Linked DNA regions of Homo sapiens: region 2 is linked to region 1. A link is an interaction called in ENCODE POLR2A ChIA-PET data of the cell type or tissue named here. Cell type or tissue: GM12878. All regions are shown on one strand.

Region 1 (4,000 bases):
CACATAGTCCCAGAGCTTCAGAGGTCCGCTGTCAGCACACAAGCATGAGAGCACGGAGGTGAAACAAAAATATAACAGGACCCACTTATTTGTTTATTTATTCACCATGCCCAGCTATTTTTTTGTTTTTGTTTTTGTTTTTTTGAGATGGAGTCTCGCTCTGTCGCCAGGCTGGAGTGCAGTGGCATGATCTCGGCTTAGCACAACCTCCGACTCCCTGGTTCAAGCGATTCTCCTGCCTCAGCCTCCCAAGTAGCTGGGATTACAGGCACGTGCCACCACGCCCAGCTAATTTTTGTATTTTTAGTAGAGCCAGGGTTTCACCATGTTGGCTAGGATGGTCTCCAATCTCCCGACCTCGTGATCCACCCGCCTCGGCCTCCCAAAGTGCTGGGATTACAGGTGTGAGCCACTGTGCCCGGCCAATTTTGGTATTTTTACTAGAGACAGGGATTTGCCATGTTGGCCAGGCTGGTCTCGAACCCCTGACTTCAAGTGATCCACCCTCCTCGGCCTCCTAAAGTGCTGGGATTACAGGCGTGAGCCACTGCGCCCAGCCAAAAGGCCCAATTTGAAACAAATATAAGGAATGGTGAACTTGCATGTGACTACTCTCTCCTTAAAGGACCTACCACAGAGCTAAGAGGCCTGTGGAGGGATAAAAATTATTATTATTATTATTACCACAGGGTCTCACTCTGTCACCCAGGCTAGAGTGCAGTGGTGCGATCATGGCTTACTGCAGCCTTGACTTCCTGGACTCAGGTGATCCTCCTACCTCAGTCTCTTGAGCAGCTGCTGGGACTACAGGCGAACACCACCATGCCTGGCTAATTTTTGTGTTTTTGGTAGAGATGGGGCTTCACCATGTTGTCCAGGATGGTCTTGAATTCCTAGGCTCAAGCAATCTACCCACCTTGGCCTCCCAAAGTGCTGGGATGACAGGTGTGAGCCACCACAAGCAAACAAGGGATACAATTTTTTTCTTTTTCTTTTTTTTTTTGAGACGGAGTCTCACTCTGTTGCTCAGGCTGGAGTGCAGTGGCGCGATCTTGGCTCACCACAACCTCTGCCTCCTGAGTTCAAGCAATTCTCCTGCCTCAGCCTCCCGAGTAGCTGGGACTACAGGTGCACCCCACCACGCCCAGCTAATTTTTGTATTTTTAGTAGAGATGGGGTTTCACCATGTTGGCCAGGCTGGTCTTGAACTCCTGACCTCAGGTGATCCACCTGCCTTGGCCTCCCAAAGTGTTGGGATTACAGGCGTGAGCCACCGCGCCCGGCCGGGATACAAATTATTCACAAGGATGTGTCCTCAGGCTTCCTGTCCTCCTCTACGTCCTGCGTGTAGCCTGGTTTCTCTTTTCTGGCCTCCCTCCTCCTGTAAAGGGGGATGTGTTCTTGTTGGGGAGAAGGTCAGGTGTAGGTGGATGATGTGGGGTTGAGGAAGGGACGCTGAAGAGCGGCTAGTCCTCAGGGACATGGAGGGAAGGAAAATGGTCGCCGAATTACCATGGAAATTGGCTCATATTTGCAGGATTTGGGAAAGGCAAGTAAAGAGCTTGAGTCATGCTGGAACTGTCTTCAGTTGCCTTGCCTGCGATGAGGCCTGGAGACTGGGCCACGTGGATCTGGATTCACACAGGTTTCACGTCACTGGCCAAGATGTGCTCAGGGCACTTCCCTGGAACTGCCTAACACATTCTTCCAGATAACCTTGCTGGGACACAGCCTCCCTACTGTAGGGGGATTTTTGCTGGAAATCACTAACAGTGATCTGGAGCCAAGTTTGGTTAGATGTTGGGCAATACTGTCTTTGCCCAAAAGTGACTAAAATGATCATCATGTTATGACGCTGGCTTTGCTGTGGGATTTGGTAAAATGCTTCTTAAGATCTTTTCAGGAAGGAAAGATTTCAACCTGGGTTTGCTCTGACTCCGAACAGCAGGCTTTTGAGGAGAGCCACCACCGCCAAAGTGGCCTTGTCCCTACCAGCCTGAGCCTGGGGCTCTCTGCTGGGGTTTCCCAGCCCCACCCCACCCCAGTGACAGCATCGTTCCTAACCCAGCTGCATCCTGGACCCCGTCTCTTCTGACCAAGGTGTGGAAAATCCCTTTGCTAGACTAGAAAGAGATAGACCAACATAAAAACAAATGCTGGTGCTTAGCTAGGGGCAATTTTGCCCCTGAGGAACAGGCATATTACCATGTTTGGAGACATTTTTTGTTGTCATAACTAGAGGTAGTGGTGCTAATGGCATCTGGTGGGGACAGTCCAGGGTTACTGCTAAGCATCCTACAGCACACAGGCTAGCCCCCCACCACAGGGGATTATCTAGGCCCAAACCTCAATGGTGCCAGGGTTGGCTGGCGCGGTGGCAAACGCCCGTAATCCCAGCACTTTGGGAGGCCGAGGCAGATGGATCACCTGAGGTCAGGAGTAGTTCAAGACCAGCCTGGCCAACATGGCGAAACCCTGTCTCTACTAAAAATACAAAAATTAGCCGGGTGTGGAGGCACACGCATATAATCTCAGTTACTAGGGAGACTGAGGCAGGAGAATAACTTGAACCTGGGAGGCGGAGGTTGCAGTGAGCCAAGATCGCGCCACTTCACTCCAGCCTGGGTGACAGAGCGAGACTCTGTCTCAAAATAAAATAAAACAAAAAAACCCAGCAATCCTTCAATGGTGCCAGGGTTGAGAAACCACAGAGTAGAATAATCCAAGGTAGCTTTTTAATGCGTTTTGTAGTTACTTTCCAACCTCTCTTAAATAAATATGTGTGTGTGTGTGTATATATATATATATGTAAATATGTATATATGTATATATATGTAAACATGTGTATGTGTATATATAAAATTTGGGATTCAGGAAAAAAATATTTAAAGAAAGGAAAATCTCTTTTCCTTTTAACTGGTACAAGTTTGCCACTTAAAAGGAAAAAACAGAATAATTATTAAGGCACCAAGGAGAAACAGAGGAAATACAGAAATGGAGAAATAAACAAATTTAGAGAATTCAGTCTGACAAATATTTGCTGAGCACCAGTGATTCAGGGTGCTGCAGGATGCTTGGCTAGGGGACGTCCCAGCCCTGGAGGAGGTCACCCACGGTCTGCTGAGTAGACTCTCATAGGCTAGACAAACTCTCTGCAGTAGGAGACAATAGGAAAAATAAAATTATGGCGCCCACCTATAATCCCAGTACTTTGGGAGGCCAAGGCAGGTGAATTGCTTGAGCTCAGGAGTTTGAGACGAGCCGGGGAAACACGGTGAAACCGTGTCTTTACGAAAAAACAACAAAAAAATTTAGCTGGGCGTGGTGGCGCATGCCTGTAGTCCCAGCTGCTTGAGAGGTTGAGGTGGGCAGATGGCCTGAGCCGGGAGGGTTGAGGCTACAGGGAGGCAGAGTGAGACCCTGTATCAAAAAAGAAAACTAAGACCGAGGATGGAGAATTTTTCCCAGTTGAGGGGCCTGGGAAGGCTTCAGGAAGACTATGAGACCTTGAGTTGGGTGTTGAAGACAAGGCGGGCAGGATTTTATTGTCATCTGTTGTCAGCCTGTCTGAGTCCAAATGCAGCCCCCCTGCTCAAAAATCAGTCTTGGCCCGGCGTGGAGGATCACGCCTGTAATCCCAGCACTTTGGGAGGCTGAGGTGGGCAGATCACTTGAGCCCGGGAGTTTGAGACCAGCCTGGGCAACATGGTGAAAATTTGTCTCTACAAAAAAAAAAAAAAAAAAAAAAAATTAGCTGGGTGTGGTAGTGCATACCTGCAGTCCCTTCTACTTGTGAGGCTGAGGTGGGAGGATGGCTCAAGTCCAGGAGGCAGAGGCTGCAGTGAGCCGAGATTGCACCACTGCACTCACTCACAGAGTGAGATCCTGTCAAAAAAAAAAATCAGAATTTTAGGCTAATTAGCTTCTCCAAGTCTCTGTTTTCTCATTTACATATCTGCTACAGTCATGAATGTATATTGTCTCCCTAGAGGATTGTGGG
Region 2 (4,000 bases), 280 kb before region 1:
CCACCATGCCCGGACTCAAGGTTTGAATTTTCAACATAACTTAAGAAACCCTCATCCTTTGGGGGGATGACCGTGAGTGCAGTTTAAAAAAAAGAAAAGAAACCCTCCTATGAATTAAACAGGTCTTGGTTAGAGGTCAAAGTTCTCCTTCTAATTAGAATGTAAGGTACCTGAGAACTCTATTCATGTCTAAATTGCAAGGCCCATAGAGTGTCCAGCTCATTATAGGTGTTCAATAAGTATCTGTTGAATAGATGAATAAAAAACGACCTGGGAAAGAAGCTGCTATAATTTTCCCATTCTAATACATGTAAACACTAGCCGAGGTTCTTAGAACAAAGTTCATTCTGCCAATGCTGAGAGAGGCAGGAAAAAATTTTAATTATATCAGCAACCCAAAAGATTAAAAAAATATTCAGCCGGGTGCAGTAGCTCATGCCTGAATCTCAGCACTTTGGGAGGCTGAGGCGGGCAGACTGCCTGAGGTCAGGAGTTTAAGACCAGTCCGGCCAACATGGTGAAACCCCTTCTCTACTAAAAATACAAAAAAAATTAGCCAGGCATGGCTACTTGGGAGGCTGAGGCAGGGGAATTGCTTGAACCAGGGAGGTGGAGGTTGCAGTGAGCCAAGATCGCACCACTGCACTCCAGCATGGGTGACAGAGCAAGACTCTGCCTCAAAAAAAAAAATTCAAAAAAAAGTTTAAAAAAATAGTAATTCAATGTCAGGAAGGATAAATTAACAAGTATCATCATATACTGGTATGAGGTGTAAACTGATTCACACTTTCTGAAAACCCATTTGGCAGTACATATCAAGAGACTACAAAGTTAAACTCCCTAACCCAGTAAGTCCACTTACAGGAATCTAGCCTAAGAAAATCACTGGAAATGTGAGCAAAACTTTATCCACAAGAATGTTACAGGATTCTTTCTTACAGGAACAAAGTGGAAACTTCTAAATAACAAGACAGGATGATTAATTAAACTATGCTCCATCTATATCATGCTGCCTTTGGCCGAGGCCCCAAGCATCCCTGCATGTCCTTGCTGAGAGTGCCAAACTGCAAGGTCTGTCTTCTTGTAGCTGGCGACATGAAGTTGGTCAAGGAGACTGTAGCATGACATGCCCCCATTGAGGAGAAGAAGCCTGGCCTGTCTATCACTTGCTATAAAAAGTGCTAAGCCCAGGCCCGGTGTGGTGGCTCACGCCTGTAATCCCAGCACTTTGGGAGGCCGAGGCAGGCAGATCACCCGAGGTCAGGAGTTCGAGACCAGCCTGACAAACATGGAGAAACCCCGTCTCTACTAAAAATAAAAAATTAGCCGGGCATGGTGGTGCATGCCTGTAATCCCAGCTACTCGCTAGGCTGAGGCAAGAGAATTGCTTGAACCCAGGAGGCGGAGGAGGTTGCAGTGGGCCGAGATTGCACCATTGTATTCCAGCCTGGGCAACAAGAGTGAAACTCGAAACTCCATCTCAAAAAAACAAAAAAGAAAGAAAAAAAGAAAGGAAAGTGCTAAGTCCTTGGTGGTCCTTGGTTCCTCAGCTGTAGGCAAACCCAATTCATGCATAGACATCATCTGGGCCCATCATGTCACCCCACGAGACTTGAGGTCAGGGGCACCAGCACTTTCATGCTGATATTCCTGCTATTTGCTGTGCGATGTGTACTAATCTGCCTCATTCTGATCCAGTAGGTCTCGTTATCTACTTTCGGCATCCACGGAGTTATGGCATGTGCTTGTGGCCCTAGCTACTCAGGAAGCTGAGGTGGGAGGATTGCTTAAGCATAGGAGATCGAGGTTGCAGTGGGCTATGACAACACCACTGCACTCCAGCCTGGTCAACAGAGTGAGATCCTGTCTCAAAACAGAAAGAAAATTTCCATAATAATAATTTTCTCAATGTTTGCCAAAGTGCTAAAGTAAGAAGGGCACAATTGTAGCCAATCGAAGCCCACTGCCTGAGGTGGCTTCATTTTCAGACTATATGGCAACTGCCCCGAGGAAGGACTAAAAGGTACTCTCCAAAGACACTCTGGGTAAGTGGACGCAGCCTCAGTTCTTCGTAGGTCTCATGCGCCTAGCAGTCTACATCCCAGCGCCAAGCCTCTCTTTCATCCAACGGGGTAGGCAAAGGGGTCTTTTTAGGTTGCTTCCTCACTGTTGTACAGATCAGGGCTCTAAAACTGGCACCTGGCCACTGGCTGCCTAGCAACAGCTGCAACATAAAGAGACGGTATCTCTTAAAAGGAACAAAACAGAAAACCACACAAAGACACATGGGGAAGCTAAAGTGGGTAGGTAGCTATATACTTGGTAGCTATAATAAAGGAGTAAAAACAAAAATCCAAGGTTGGTTATTCTTGCTTCTTTCATCTGTTGAGCCTCTTCTTAAAAACCTCTGTAAGTTCAAAACCCTCCAAGCGGAATACTGAATGGCTTAAAGCAAAACCACATAAATTAGATAGTTACAGCTGAGGAAATGCATTCAACACTCAGCCATCCCTTCCTACAATCATGGACGCACAAATTCTTGTGAAATCATTTTATACACTCAACACGGGAAATGAAGGGAAGCATCTCTGGCCAGGCCAACTCAAGCCAGAGCCTGCCTGTGTGATGTGACCTTGGAGAGAACAGTTAGAGGTTCTGAAGCGTGAGTTTCCACACCTGGGGTCCCCAAATTTAGGGGCATTAGAAGTATATTTGTGTGCATGTGTGTACAAGCATGTGCATGTATGTACGTATTTATTCATTCACTCATTCCTGGATCTGCCCTGGTACGTTTGGTATGGCTAGAGTAAGGAACCAGAATAAATGGCTTTTTTGAAAGATTCCTCCAGGGATTCTGCGGGTTAGTCAAGTATGGGAACCACCATTCTAACCCAAATTTACTAGATTACGAACTTTAAAAGGGAAGGCTAAACAAACCACTTCTGCATGTTCATCTGCCTAGGACATCTGCTACCACAATTGCAAAAGGTGCCCATGTGGAACGGAAAATACATGGTTGAATTTTACAAATTTAGACATATAAAGCTAAAAACTCAAGAAACACTGAATTCCCTCTTTTGACTACTGATGTTTTAATTCTGGCCTCTATCCAAATAGCAGGTTTATATATATATATATATATATATATATATACACACACATACATATATATATGTGTATATATATATATATACACATACATATATATATGTATATATATATACATACATATATATATGTATATATATGTATGTATATATATATACATATATATGTATATATATGTATATATATATATACATACATATATATGTATATATATATGTATATATATATACACATACATATATATGTATATATATGTATATATATAGTTTAAAAGAAAGCAACAACATTCTACTATCTTAAAACCCTCTTTTCTAAACACTAGAAAATCAAAAATCGCATTACAACAGAACTTAAGACTTTTAAATAGAAGTGAAAAAGTAATTTTACACAAAAAGCATCATATACTTATCTTTCTAAAAGTTACAGGTATCAAGTAAGTCTGATGACATCACTTCTCAAAATCAAAATATATCCCAGATGCTCCTCAACTTACAATGGGGTTACTTCCCAATAAACCCATCGTAAAGTCAACCATAAGTCAGAGACAGTCTCTATATATTTTCTTGATAAATGGGATACCCACCTCCCGGGTTCAAGTGATTCTCCTGCCTCAGCCTCCTGAGTAGCTGGGACTACAGGCATGCACCACCACACCCGGCTAATTTTTGTATTTTTTGTAGAGACAGAGTTTCAACATGTTGGTCAGGCTGGTCTCGAACTCCCGACCTTGTGATCCACCCACCTCGGCCTCCCAAAGTGCTGGATTACAGGTGTGAGCCACCGCGCCCAGCCTCGCGATTTCCAAGTTTTCAGTCACATAGCAATGCTACAATAAACACCCTTGTGCACACATTCTGGTACACAACAGCAGTTCCCCACCTTCTGAGTCCCA

Evidence for each region. ChIA-PET counts read pairs that join two places held together with the same protein. Peaks named below come from ENCODE experiments on the same cell type or tissue, not always from the same donor. Only the 100,000 strongest peaks of a DNase experiment are listed, where the experiment ranks them.
Region 2: POLR2A ChIA-PET joins it to region 1 with 5 read pairs; 1 of 35 experiments calls an interaction of 5 or more read pairs at or near these places.

The regions. Positions count from the first base shown.
Region 1 is chr17:79,037,005-79,041,004 of GRCh38, forward strand. All of the region lies in intron 1 of C1QTNF1 (C1q and TNF related 1), which reads left to right. Among named protein-coding and RNA genes, the nearest start is that of C1QTNF1-AS1, 11 kb to the left of the region's middle. In GM12878, no CTCF peak of the experiment used is centred here; a DNase peak (open chromatin) is centred at 2,075; H3K27ac peaks cover 430 bases.
Region 2 is chr17:78,757,233-78,761,232 of GRCh38, forward strand. The region is part of intron 1 of CYTH1 (cytohesin 1); the gene reads right to left. Among named protein-coding and RNA genes, the nearest start is that of CYTH1, 23 kb to the right of the region's middle. In GM12878, no CTCF peak of the experiment used is centred here; no DNase peak of the experiment used is centred here; H3K4me3 peaks cover 1,526 bases; H3K27ac peaks cover 2,965 bases.